2 separate regions of the Mus musculus genome follow, and region 2 is linked to region 1. Evidence: chromatin loops called from intact Hi-C (ENCODE). Cell type or tissue: heart. All regions are shown on one strand. Links, peaks and the distances in the headings refer to the core of each region. The heading gives the core; the rest is flanking DNA. Region 1 holds the start of Als2 (alsin Rho guanine nucleotide exchange factor). Region 2 holds the start of Fzd7 (frizzled class receptor 7).

Region 1 (7,041 bases), core at 1,670-4,169:
ATTGTATGTATGCAGTGTGTTTTGATTGTATTCACTCCCACTTCTCTCCTGCTCCCCTTGTGCTGCCTCCCAACTGCATGTTCTCTCTCTCTCTCTCTCTCTCTCTCTCTCTCTCTCTCTCTCTCTCTCTTTCTCCTCTCTCTCCCCAATGGAGTCCAACTAATGCTGCTGCTCTCATGGGTATGGATGTGAGGCCTTTCACTAGAGAAGGGGCAATCTACCAGTGGCTATGTTCCCAAAGAAAAATAAATCTCTCCCCCTCAGTAGCCACCAGCTTCCAATAGATCTTAGGTGGAACCTTATGTGCCCTCCCCAGTCAGTGCTAAAGTTCTGTTTTGATCTTGGGCAGGGAACCACAGCTGCTGTGAGTTCAGGAATGCCACCAGGTGTCTAGAAGAGCCTTTCACAGCATCCTCCCCACCTGCAGACTCTCTTGTTCTTTCTGCCTCTTCTGCTCCTTGCAGGGCAGATGGTGATAGAGACATCCTTCTTAGAGTGAACATTCAATAGTCACTTATTCTCAGCATTTGGACCTCATTGCATCTCAGCATCTGTTCCTCACTGCAAAGAGAAGCTTCTCTTATCTAAGAGAACCACTAAGCTAGAGGTATAAACACAAATACTTAAGGCAGGTTTTTGACAATCAGGAAAACAGCACTAGTAGATTTCCTTTAGGGCTTATGACCTTTGCAGCCATGGGCTTTATAGTATGAGGAATGAATTCCCTCCATTGGAGCAGGTCTCAACTCAAACTAGAAAACAGTTGGTTATACCCTAAACAGCAATGCCACTACTACCCCAGGGGCATATCTTGCCCGGCAAGTCTGTATTGTAGCATGCATGGTTCTGTGATGAGTAAGACAATTATTATCTTTTCTCCTGAAGTGGAGAAATAAAATAAAATAAAATAAAATAAAATAAAAACTGTCCTGACACCTTGAGAACTAGCTGCTAGGGAATACGTTTCCTGATGAATTCCTGATGAGTTTCATTTCTTGTGATGAAAGTGTATAGTGTCAGGCTGAAGAGATGGCTCAGCAGTTAAGAGCACTGACTCTTCCAGAGGTCCTGAGTTCAATTCCCAGCAACCTCATGGTGGTTCACAACCATCTTTAATGCCCTCTTCCGGTGAAGACAGTGACAGTGTACTCACATACACGAAATAAATAAATCTTTAAAAAAAAAAGTGTATAGTGTCTTACCATCTTGTTACTGTGAGTGGCAACCAAGAGCAATGCCAGCAGTCTGGTTGTTTTGGGGACATTCTTAAACCTATTTTTCCAGGGCTGAATATACACTTTATAAGGATAGATGTGTGTGATGGTTTGTATATCCACAGGGAGTGGCACCATGTAGAGGTGTGGCCTTGTTGGAATAGGTGTGACCTGGTTGGAATGGGTGTGTCACTGTGGGTGTGGGCATAAGATCCTTACCCTAGTTGCCTGGAAGTCAGTCTTCCACTAGCCGCCTTTGGATGAAGACATAGAACTCTCAGCTCTGCCTGCACCATGCCTGCCTGTATGCTGCCATGCTCCCACCTTGATGATAATGGCCTGAACCTCTGAATCTGTAAGCCAGCCCCAATTAAATGTTTGTTTGTTTGTTTGTTTGTTTTAATTTTATAAGACTTGCCTTGGTCATGGTGTCTGTTCACAGCAGTAAAACCCTAAGACAATGTGATATTCATCACTCTTTATATTTCTGAAAGGCCACATGGGTGATACAAAGTATGCTAAAATAACATAACTAAGCATCTAGCTACACAGAGAAACCCTGTCCTGAAAAACAAGAACACAAAACAAAACACAAATAAATGGAGGTAGAATGTTAGGTTGCAAAGGAGGTGAGGTAGAAGAAAAATAACTAAAAACAAAACCACAGAGACTTATTTTATTGAGGAGAAAGATGAGGGGTTGCATTCATTTTTTTTAAAAAAGCGGGTGAGTCTCAAAATGGATAAGAAGGGTGATGCCTTAATTCCAGGGCCAGGATTAGCCTGAGAGGACAAAACGTTTCTTTTCAGGACAGGAAAAGGAAGACTTCAGTTGCAGGTGGATACTTTGGTAGCAGCTAGAGGGAATGAAGGAAGTTCACCTCTGGGAGTCTCTCTTGCCTCAGAACTGTAGATGAAGACATTTATTTTTCATTTTTATCAAAGGAGGCGGGCAGGGTAGAGCTCAGTAAGGGATTGAGAGCTCCCGAGGGCAAGGTTACCTGGGGAGAGAATTAGGAGATAAGATCTTAGTGTATAAATGACTGGTGTAGGCTCCGAAATACTTTGGCCACACGGATGTCTCAGCTGAAGCTGTGTGACCATCCTGAGAGGAGTGAAGATATTCTGAGGAGAGACACGTGTGCCCCTCCTTTTGACTAGTGGACTAACAGGATAATGGGCCCCAAAGAACTAGATTTCCTCAAGAGTCTCACTGGAGAAGGAAGAGATTGGGTTTCTGGGTGCAAACCATCAGGAGAGCTTGGTTCTTAGTTCTGACAACTTGTCAGTTTGCTTTGCAGGACCAACCAAGATGTGTTTACCATGGGCAAGATCACACCTTGAGCCTTCTACTTATGTCAAGGCTCCAAAGATAGACTTAGGGGGTTTACTGAACCAGCCCCTTAGTTCTTTTTCCTAGTGCAGTCTCATTGAATAAATTTCTTTCACTGTTGTCTTTTTTAGCTGTGTTATGGAGGACAGGTAGCTTGTTAGGGCGGCCAGAGTCCAGGCTTCATTAACTGCAGGACATCCCTGGTTTGTACCATTTGGTGGCGCCATTCTCAAGGCTGTACACTTTTCTGTTCTAGCACTGAAGTTGATAAGGCTCTGGTGAGAGACCCTGAGTTGGAGGAACCAGTTGGGAATTTGTACGCAGGGGCATTCGATTCGGGGAATATATCTATCTTTAATGAGTAAATAAATGTAACTCTGTAGGTTCCGCGATGCACACTCTGTAGCAGCAGATTTCTCTCTGGCTTGTGTTCTGAGAGCATCTGTTACACAAAACATTCAAGGGAGCACTTAGGGGTGCAGCGGGAGGATTGCGACCGTGACAAGTATGGATGGTAGTGAGACTAAGAAGCAAGCAAAAACAATTTTAACGCTGTATATTGAGGAGCCCTGAGGAAATAGTTTCTTCCTACTCTTTACCGTTTAAGGTGGACACGCGGCAAAGGCACACTCGGGAAGAGATGACGTCATGCAGCTTAAAGGTAGCTCGTATTTTCACTTTTGTTATTTCTCTTGAGACACGTTCTCAAGGCTGGCCTCGAATTCCTGATCCTGCTGCCTTCATCTCACAAATGTTGGGATTACAGACGTGTGCAGCCATGTTCTGATAGGTAAGATTTTCTCTTCATTTCTCGCAGTTTGAGGAGGTAACAAAACTTGCAGTAGTTTCCATCCTCAAGCGCGGCCTATCGTTACCATGGAAACGCTTATTGAGTTAGGTCCTTTCACTGAGTCTTCGGTTGCTTCTAAAGTGCGCCCGCCCTAGGACGATTGGTTCTGCCCTGACTGAATGGTTTGCCTGCAGTCACTGATGCGTTCGGAGCAATCTTGATCCCTGTCGGACGCCGTCACCGGCTCTTGCCTAGCTCCACCCATTCTGCGGGCCCGCCTCTCCAGCCCGCCGCCGGAGGCCCCGCCCCTACCTGGAGGCCCCGCCCCCATGAATCAGCTGATCTCGCGTACCCGCGGTGCAGTCGGGCTCGCGCCGGGAGAAGAGCGCGGAGCTGCGGGAGCGTCAGGTGAGCCCGCGCGGGTCCGGGCGGTCCTTGGGTTCGAAGGCGGGTCGGCGGAGGTGCGGGAGCGCGCTGGGCTGGCCTGCGGGGACGGCGCCTGCCTGTGAAGAGCTCCGGACGTGGTGGCTCGGCCCGGGTCCCACCCTCCGGGTCCCAGCGCCCCACTGCCGTGGTCGGAGCTGTGTGGCATTCCTTCGGGTCCCCTCTTCCCGCCTCCACCCACGCTGCTTACGCCCATCCGCTCAGAGGGTTTTTTGAATGCCCACAGTGGGCGCCCAGCTGGCTAGACAGTGAACCTTGCTGAGTGTCCTAGGTGGGTTTGCCCCAGGATGCATATCGTGGGGAAAAGTGAAGGGGGGCGGGGAGGGTCTGTGGTTTGAAACAGCGTTTGCTGAAAATGAAAAGGACTTTGGTATTAATCAGTGGTAGTTTGACCAAATCCCTAAATGTATCAAGTCATCAAAGGAATCATCGTGAAGACAGGAAAGAACACTGGAGCGATCTTGAGGAAATGGTCCTCACATTGATGTTGGTCCTCCAGGTAACAGGGCTATTTGCAGACAAGCAACTGTAGATTTGTAGAGGCAAGCTACTGTTTAGTACTTCTGTGGTTACCAAAGAGGGAAAACACACTGGTTGAATTGGGTGGTCAAGAGCAGCACTTTCTTATAGATTAACTGACTGCTGTACCCAAATTAAGGTTGTTACTCTGTTGTTCTTATATTTGTATCTGTTTTTTAAATGACTGTCAAGGATAAACTTGTGTGATGTAGGTTTATTTGGAGCAGGTACAAAAATGCAAAAAAACAGTAGGCCATACTTTTTTGTTTTTTATCATATACCTGTATGTATTAGTGTTCTCTAGAGTCACAAAACTTATGAAATGTATATATTAAGGGAATTTATCATAGTGATATACAGTTTACAGTCCAACTAGCCCAACAACGGGAATGGGAAGTCCAAGAATCTAATAGTTGCTCAGTCCCACGAGGGTAGTTATTTTAGCTGGTCTTCTGGATAAGCTGGAATCCTGAAGAAGTAGGTTCCAATAGATTCGATGGCAAAGGAGTGCAGGCAGGCAAAGGAGAGAGAGCCTTCCTTCTTCCAATGTCCTTATGTAGGCCTCTAGCAGAAGGTGTGACCCAGATTAAAGGTGTGTGCCATTACCCCTGGATTTGGAATTTGCTTTGTCCCAGGCTAGCCTTGAACTCGGAGATCTGCTTGCCTCATTCTCCTGGGATTAAAGGCGTGTTCTACTTTGCCTGGGCCTAAGCTTTTCATGACCACTATGCCTCAAGACTTGTGTTGTCCCATGTCAAGATGTGGGTCAAAAGCCTGTGTAGTCTAGCCTCAAGATCTGGATCACAGGTGAGCCATCCATTTCTGCATTGTAGTTTGTTCCAGATGTAGTCAAGTTGACAACCAGGAACAGCCATCACAATGTGTTAGGTAATGAAATCAGTGAAAGATTTCTTGTTTACTTTATATTTTTGGTTCTTTAGCCTATAGTAGTACTAGACAGGTAATTTGGGAAGAAAAATTAAATAATGTTTAAAAACTACATTCATCTATTTAGATAATGTTTGATTTGTAGTTTGGGCCAGTGTTGAACTCTCATCCTCCTGCTTTAGCTTCTGGGCTGCTGGGATTACAGGTGTCCCACCGTACATACCCCAACTTTGGGCAGTTGGACAGTCTTTAACTCACTGTGTAGCCCAGTCTGGCCTAGAACTTGTGGAGATCTTCTTGCCTTAGTATCCCAAGTACAAGTGGGCTTTGCCATACAAAGAGTGAATTGTAATATTTTAACCTTCTGTTTAGTAATAGAGGCATAGTGGTAATTCCTAGGCTTTGGATCTAGAAATACCTTGAACATCTTTCTTTGAGCCTCTTTGCCTCAGTTTCCTTATCTCTGCACTGGACTTTTCTGGTATTAGTACCTACATGTATGGTTTATGTATCATTTATTACTATGCCTGGACCCTCAGAAATGACCAATATATATTAGCTCTTTATAGTTAACAACTTTCTTTTAGTATATCATGAGCCAGGCTCCATAGTGACCTTTTGTTTTTTAAAAGTAGGAAAGAAATTTTGAATGAAGCGGAGTTACGTTTATTTTTTTTGAAAGATTTATTTATTTATTTAATGTATATGAGTACACTGTAGCTGTCTTCAGACACACCAGACGAGGGTATCAAATCCAATTACAAATGGTTCTAAGCCACCATGTGGTTGCTGGGAATTGAATTCAGTCCTCTAGAAGAGCAGTCAGTGCTCTTAACCACTGAGCCATCTCTTCAGTCCCAGAGTTGGGCTTATCAAGAAAAGGTTATAACACAGATTTAAGCACTGGCATGAACAGAGTGTGGGAGAGTGACAGGTAAGAAGGTGGTAGCAAGCACCCTAATGAGGTACAAGCTTCCCTGTCTATAGTCAGCAATAGATAGTAGGACTCTACAGTGGACACAAGCTTCTCTATTGTCAGTCTCTGATAGAACAACTATAGTCATTTCAGATATAATTTTATAATTTGTATTTAAAAGAAAAAATTATTTCAAGCGAATCTCTAGTAACTTTGGTATTTCATAAAGGCATTTTAATATGGAAAATATGCTGATATAATCTACACCTAGTTAAAATTTATTACTTCATAAATTATGGCTAGTATTGGCAGATATGGAGTTCATAGTTAAGAAAATTCAAAGCTGTTTCATAATGTTAAAATTTGAAAGCCTGGGCCAGTGAGGTGGCTCAGTAGGTAAAGGTACTTGTCACCAAGCCTGATGACTTTAGTTCAGTCCTGAAATCCACGATAAAAGGACTGAACTGACTGCTGTGAGTTGGCCTCTGACCTACACACACACACACACACACACACACACACACACTAATAAATGTAACACCTTTTTTTGAAAACATAGTAGCCTATAGTAGTACTAGACAGGAAATTTGGGAAGAAAAATTAAATAATGTTTAAAAACTACATTCGCCGGGCGTGGTGGCACAAGCCTTTAATCCCAGCACTCGGGAGGCAGAGGCAGGTGGATTTCTGAGTTCAAGGTCAGCCTGGTCTACAGAGTGAGTTCCAGGACAGCTAGGACTATACAGAGAAACCCTGTCTCGAAAAACCAAAAAAAAAAAAAAAAAAAAAAAAAAGCTACATTCATCTATTTAGATAATATTTCATTTGTAGTTTGGGCCAGTGTTGAACTCTCATTCTCCTGCTTTAGCTTTTGGGCTGCTGGGATTACAGGTGTGTCCCACCGTACATACCCCAACTTTGGGCAATTGGACAGTCTT
Region 2 (7,041 bases), core at 2,461-4,960, 250 kb before region 1:
AGCCGCTGAGCCTGTTTCAATTTACCTAGAAGATTCAGGGAAGCCTCCAGCTGAGTGTTCTGCACAAAGGTGACCCCTGCGCTCATCTGGAAGCATGGAAACTTTTCCCTATCACCTGAATTCAAAGCATTTAAATATCAATAATTTAGATAAGGTGCATTACAACACACACATTTCCCAAGACAATCAATGGGAAAAGTAGAAATAGCAAAAATATCTTCTAGTCCTTTCAAACCCGAGCTTAGATTCCTAAGGTTAGTAAACTACAGATCAGACTTGGATTCTAAACTTCTAGTCGGTCCTCAAAAGCTTCCCTGAAAAGGCTGTTAGAGCAGTGGTTCTCAGCCTTCCTAAGGCTGCAACCCTTTAGTGCAGTTCCTCATGCTGTGTTGACCCCAACCATACAATTTTCCTTGCTACCTCATAACTGTAATTTTGTTACTGTCATGAGGCATAATGTGAATATCTGATATGAAGGATATCTGATATGTGACCCCCCAAAGGGGTCCAATCCACAGGTTGAGAACGGCTGGCTTAGAGGTAAATAAGGAGGTGGTGGTGGAAACAGGAAACAAGAATGAGAACAAAGCAAACCCAAAAGCTTTTGTGACCCTCGCTAAGGTACTATGTGACAGGACACACCCCACACACTCGCTCCACCTCCTTCCCACGTAAAAGTTTTATTCTTTGGTTACTATCTCAGGAAGAGTAAATAAACATTCACTTTGTATTTTTTAAAAAATTTATTCGTGATCTGTACATGTGATAAAGTGGGGCTTCATTGTAGATCTTTAAAGGTAAACAAAACAAAAATCCAAAGTAAAAATGTATAAATACAATATATATTTTCTTACAAAAATGGGAGATTTACAAAATATACATACTGCACTGTCTCTATTTTACAAATTTCACATGCACTTAAAGAGATAAAACACAAAAGATGCCAAACCTGTGTAGTGGCAGCTTAAAAAAATTCTGACAGGTGAGATCACTTTGAAAGTTTAAAAAATACAAGATCACTTTAATTGTAAAAGCAGCTCCATTCAACTGAACAGGACACATATGAAGTAATCTGTCCTCCCGACAATCCCCCCCTGGCTGGCATTAAAAACTGCTCTGAGAAACTGAAGAACATTGCAAAATTGGAGGACAGTCAGTGTCAAAGGTAGGGTAAAGGTCAACTCCCATGATGCTCTGCTCAGCTTTACATTATGCCAAAGAACCAGACTTCTATTGCAGGGAAAAAAAGAGAAGTACACGATTTAAGATTAATAAATGTAAGTCTTCTAGCACATTTCAAAGAACTCCAGAATCACTTTGAAGTTCACCTTCCCTTAATGACTTTCTTGAAACCTGACTCAAACTCTCCTCTTCCTTCGCTATCATTCCTCTTGCCCTCGCCTCATGCAACCAGAGAGAGAAAGGGTCAGCTCATGTGTCTGATAGATAGATGTTTACATCTCTAGAACAAGAAAATGAGGGCAAAATGCTTTTAAACCTTTAAGTTAAAATTTTTGTCTTTTATCTTTACTAATGTGAGCGTTATGTCTTGAAAGATACAAATTAGGAAGGGGAGCCAGGCCTGGTGGACCATGCCTTTAATCCCAGCAATTGAGAGGCAGAGGCAGGTGGATGTCTGTGAGTTCAAAGCCAGCCTGCTCTACAGAGCCAGTTCCTGGATAGTCAGGGCTACACAGAGATACCCTGTCTGGAGGAAAAACAAAACACAACAAAACAAAAACAGCAAAAATCCCAAATTGGACGGAAGGAAGGGGGCAGAAAAATCAAAATTTGGGTTATGGGGGCGTAGAATGGGAGGAGATTTCATTAAGCAAACGAGTCTATTAGATCATGTGTTCTGAATTAAATCTGTTTAAAACAAATAACAAAACTCCTAGCATTTCCTTTATCCAAGTCAGAACGTGTGCCTGAATGGGTATGAAAGCTGCTCTTCACTCTTCCTTAAAAAGGAATGTTTATCTCAACCAAATTAACAACCAAAGGAAAACCTCGGATTTCTGTGGCTTTGCCTGTAAAAGCTGCTGGCTTCACAGTTAGGCCTTTCCTCAGGGAGACACTTTTGTTTCCCGCTTTGTCTCTTACAACAAAGACAAGGGGGGTGGGATGGGGTGTGTGTGTGTGTGAATGCGTTCCTGTTTTGAAAAGCAACAAGTCATGACTTTTTTTCAGGGTATGAAACCAAATAAAACATTCTTTTTCTCTCTGCCTTCCCTAGAAAATGAAAAAGTAGCAACAAATTAAAAAGTAGCAGACTGTATCTCCCACTCGCCTTCTTGGCCTCCTCTTGAAAACCAACTTCACGCTAGGACTCTAGCAGGCAGGGCCCGGCCTTCCAAATGCTTATTTTACTAGACTTGAAAGGAGTAGGGAAGGAAAAGCAGGCGGGAGGGGGCCCGGGAGGAGGACTGTAAGGTCTGACCCTGGAAATTAACCCATCTGGGCTCCAGTTTGGCCCCAGTGAAAAGAGATTATGGTTTGACCACCACTTGACAAGGGCACCGCAGGAGGTCCCCCCCATCTTGGCCACAAAGCCTAGGCTACAGACAGAGCGGTATCACCCTCCCCTCCCAGCCCCCCTTCACTAGAGTGAGAACAACCACTTGCCTTGCAGCAGGGGATTGGACTCACAGCCCTGGCTCATCTCTGGCGCCTGAAAACCTCACCAGTCTCTCTCTCTGCTGGTCTCAACCTTTCCCTTAGGCCCTAGCCGGTCCATATCTTTCACAGTTAGCATCGTCCTGCAAGTCTTAGCCAGAAGTCTTTTCGGCCACTGCCTTTGCCTTTTTTCATCTGGGCCTCCTCTCAAAACCATCTCTCGCCCCAAATCTCTTCTCACCTCCAAATAACTTCTCACTTCCAGGTTAAAGCTCAGTGGAGGGGGCAGGTAGCTTACGGAAACAAGCCCCCACCCAGCAGTTCTCTCCCTACCATGCCTCTCCTCCTGTAAAAGGGTAGAAGAGGCAAGGGTGGGTAAGGACCGGGGCTCATACCGCAGTTTCCCCCTTGCTGCTGTGGCTGAGTCTGTGGTAGAAGCGACGCCATGACTGCAGGGTCTTGCCCGACCAGATCCAGAAGCCCGTAGTGATGCCCACGATCATGGTCATCAGGTACTTGATCATGAAGACTGTAAAGTCGGGGCTCATGGGAGAGAAGTGGCCCGGAGGGCAGGGCACAGCGTAGCTCTTGCAAGTCTGCAGGAGCCAGGTGCGTTCCCAGTGCTCTCGGAAGGCCTGCTCATAAAAGTAGCAGGCCAACACGATGGTGGCCGGCACCGTGTAGAGCACGCTGAAGACGCCGATGCGCACCATCAGCTTCTCCAGCTTCTCTGTCTTGGTGCCGTCGTGCTTCATGATGGTGCGGATGCGAAAGAGAGACACAAAGCCGGCCAACAGGAAGGACGTCCCGATGAAGAGGTAGACGAACAAGGGCGCCAGCACGAAGCCCCGCAATGCATCCACACTAGACAGGCCCACGTAGCACACTCCACTGAGTAGGTCACCATCCACCTGGCCCATGGCCAAAATGGTGATTGTCTTGACCGCTGGCACAGCCCACGCGGCCAGATGAAAGTACTGCGAGTTGGCCTCGATGGCCTCGTGGCCCCACTTCATGCCAGCTGCCAGGAACCAAGTGAGGGACAGAATGACCCACCAGATGGAGCTGGCCATACCGAAGAAGTAAAGCACCATGAAGAGGATGGTGCAGCCCTCCTTCTTGGTGCCCTGCGCCACCGTGCGGTAGCCATCGTCCGAGAAGCGCTCCACGCACACGGCACGGTCCTCTAGCAGGAAGCCTGCCACGTGCGCCACTGCCACCATGAAGTAGCAACCCGACAGGAAGATGATGGGTCGCTCTGGATAGCTGAAGCGACGCATGTCCACTAGGTAGGTGAGCACCGTGAAGAGCGTCGAGGCGCAGCACAGCACTGACCACACACCCACCCAGAGGCGGGCGAACCGTCTCTCCTCTTCTTTAAAGTACATGAGGCCGTTAGCACGGCCCGGCTCACACGGGGCACCGCAGTCACGCTCACCTAGGAAGCGGTAGCCCAGGTAGGGGGGCACCTTGAGCTGGCGCGGACACGAGAAGGGGAAAGACAAGCGGCCTCTGCCATCTGAGGGGGACATCGCAGTGAAAGGTGGGTCTGGCAGGTAGGGAGCAGTAGGGTAGGCGGTGGGACTGCCGCCCGCGCCCCCGGAGCCGTCGGACGTGTTCTGCCCCACGCAGATCTCGCCGGCACCGTGCACTGGGAAGTTCTCGCAGCGCAACCGCTCTGGCCACTGGAAGCCGAACTTGTTCATGAGCGCCTCGCAGCCCTGTCGGGCGCGCTCGCACAAGGAACGGCACGGAGGAATGGCTTGGTCGAGCACGGTGCACACGGGTGCGTACATAGAGCATAAGAAGAAGCGTAGCTCAGGAGAACACTGCACCTTTACCAGAGGGTAGAACTGGTGCACCTCGAGGCCCGCGTCCTCTTGGTTCGTGTGGCCCAGCAGGTTGGGCAGGATGGTCTGGTTGTAGGCGATATCCGTGCACAACGGGATGGAGATGGGCTGGCAGAAGCCGTGGTCCGGTACCGAGATGCCTTTCTCGCCGTGATATGGCTGAGCCCGGGTGTCCGTGGGCAGCGCGCCCAGAAGAGCAAGCACCAGGGCGCAGAGGCCCAGGGGCGAGTGCGACGCCGCCGTGCCGGGGCCCCGCATCGCCGGTCGCGAGTGCAGCGGCGTTCTCAGCTGGAGGAAAAAGACGAGGCGCTGGGGAGAGGCTTGGATACAGGGAGGCGCCGCCGCGCCCGGCGCATGAGAGTCCTCCCGGCGCCGGGGCCGGGCCGTGGGCGGCGCGGAGCCGAGGGTGCTAGGGTGCCTGCACAGCGGGGGCGAGGCCGCCAGCCGAGGGGGCGCCGCAGCCGCCTCCGCGTGGCACTCACGCAGCCGCCGGAGGTTCAAACTCCTGGGCCTGGAGTGGGGGATCGAGGGAAGGGGTGTCGCCTTACCCTCCCCGCCGAGACGTAACGGTGCGGCTTTCTCTGCGGCGACGAGCAACAAGCTTCTCCGGTTACCCTTCAAAGTTTGCCCAAGTTTCTCGAGCCCCGGGCGCACGCCGATACGCACGTCCCCTAAACCGAGCCAGGCCTCCGCCAGGCCAGCGCCCTGCGTCCCTGCCTGCTCGCCCCGGCCGTCGCCTCGGTGGTGCTGCTCCGCCTTCTCTCCTTGAGGCCCCGCGGGCCACTGCAGCCGCCTCTTCTGATTCTGGAGCCTCCTTCAGTCCTAGGAAGGTCGGCCCCAAGTTTCAAGTCAAATGGCTCGTTCTCGCTTTGAGTCTGATCGGTGCTCGGGAGGTAAGAGCTGGACAAGCTGGTTTTGGAAACGGAGTTGCACGGAATCCGAAGCGCCGAGGCCCCTGCACCCGCGGCCTGCCTGCACCCGGCCTCTCCTGCCCCGCGCAGTCCCAGCCCGCGACTCTCCGCGTCCAGCACCGCCCGCCAGGGAAGGAGCGCGGAGTAACGCCTGGGAGCCGCACTGGTGGCTAGAAGAAGCGTCGGGCTTGCAGGGCTGCGGGCCGCCCCGCCCCCTCCCCTCCCCCCATTCACAAACCACTCCGGGGGCGGGCCCCGAGCCCTCTGGACATCCAATAGCGCGCTTTGTTTTCTCTGTGGACCTGTTCCGATTGGGTGGAAGTCGGAAGGGGCGGCCGAGGAAACAAGGAAGGCGGTGCTTAAAGAGCTCTGGGCGGATTCCTGAGGGGAGGGGCGGGGGACTGAGAGAAAAGTTAGGAAAAACTTTTACCCAGAATTTGCTCAAGGGAGAAAAAAACGCACCAGAAAGGGAACTTGCCTGTAAGATTGGTTCCTCTTCCGGGTACCCTAAAATACACATTTCCGAACAAAAGGGGGCATTCGCCGAAGGCTTTGGGGAGAAGCTGAGAATAGTACAGCACCAGGGCAGAAAGACGTGACCCGGAGTCACGTTAGCCTTGCCTGGCAGGCGAGGGCGGGAGAATTTTGGTTAGCATCAGTATGAGTCGAGAAAGGGGTGCGACTAAGAATCGTTTTTTCTTCCCCTACCCCAACCGACCACGTGAAGGCACAATTCCCTCTCCCTCCCCCAGTTACAAAAAAGGGGGGCATCCTGGAGGGAGAAACCCGAGTCGGCCGAGGGGCGGACTTGTGGCGGGAGGAAGTGCAGACCCTCGGAGGAGAAGGCCCAGAGCTGGGGATCCGCTGCACACACGAGCCTGCCACCCCTCCCGGACATACTGCTGGGAGCCTGGGGAGCCCAAGAGGCTCTTTTTTTTTTTTTTTTTTTTTTTTAACTCCAAGGCAGCTCTGGGGGAATGCTTATGAAAGTAACCTGAGACCGAGGGCCTCGGAACTCTGTACGATTTACAGAGCGCCTTCGGTTGCCCCGTTTTCCTTTTTTTTTTCTGAGGTGTGTGGCCTTCAGGGACCCCTTCTTCGTTGCAGAAGCAACCATTTGATCTTTCCATTTGGAATCTACATAGAAATGTTTTAACGCGCGTTAGAAAGCAGGGCATTTGCTAATTAAAGGGCTTTCGAGACACAAAGAGGGGTTATTTTCCTTGTGGGGTAGCATTTTCTGATTGGCAAGCTTTCTTTTGTTCTTGGTCAAATCTTAACCCCGCTCCAGGCACTGGGCGCTCGTGCGCGTTGTCTGATTGCCCCGACCGGTCAGAAGTTACTAAGGGGCCTCTGCCCTCTCACAGGAGCCAGCAAGAAATATCATGAATACTATGAATTCCCATGCAGGAAAGTGACAAGTTGAATCGTTGAATCTGTCTCTGCAATCATTTTAAACGTTTTTTTCCTGGCTGAGTCCTTCTGCCTGTCTCACTTGGGTGCTGGGGTTTGAGGAGATTTTGAATAGGTCGAATGTTGAATGCCGGCAGAAGTAACTCCCTCTGGTATACAGTTTCTCCATCTAGGAAAAGGTTGATTCTGAAATCTAAGACAGTTAATTAATTGGATTCCCTTTTCTCGATGACCTGGGCTCCTTTTAATTC

What was found. A loop is a pair of places that touch in the nucleus more often than their neighbours do. Peaks named below come from ENCODE experiments on the same cell type or tissue, not always from the same donor. Only the 100,000 strongest peaks of a DNase experiment are listed, where the experiment ranks them.
Region 2: a loop joins it to region 1, with 2.4 times the contacts of the local background. A loop is called at or near these places in 4 of 42 quality-filtered maps.

The regions. Positions count from the first base shown.
Region 1 is chr1:59,233,858-59,240,898 of GRCm38, reverse strand. Als2 (alsin Rho guanine nucleotide exchange factor) reads left to right here and starts at 3,668. Exons shown (of 34, transcript NM_028717.6): 1 at 3,668-3,744. It overlaps Gm33667 (predicted gene, 33667), which reads right to left and starts at 3,544. Exons shown (of 2, transcript NR_168353.1): 1 at 3,146-3,544; 2 at 1,877-2,214. In heart, for the core only: a CTCF peak has its summit at 2,765; DNase peaks (open chromatin) are centred at 2,818, 3,088 and 3,608; H3K4me3 peaks cover 1,677 bases; H3K27ac peaks cover 1,332 bases.
Region 2 is chr1:59,480,643-59,487,683 of GRCm38, reverse strand. Fzd7 (frizzled class receptor 7) reads right to left here and starts at 5,537. Exons shown (of 1, transcript NM_008057.3): 1 at 729-5,537. The coding sequence starts at 4,724. The coding sequence ends at 3,006. In heart, for the core only: CTCF peaks have their summits at 3,560 and 3,759; DNase peaks (open chromatin) are centred at 3,683, 4,113 and 4,783; H3K4me3 peaks cover 2,500 bases; H3K27ac peaks cover 2,500 bases; H3K27me3 peaks cover 1,559 bases.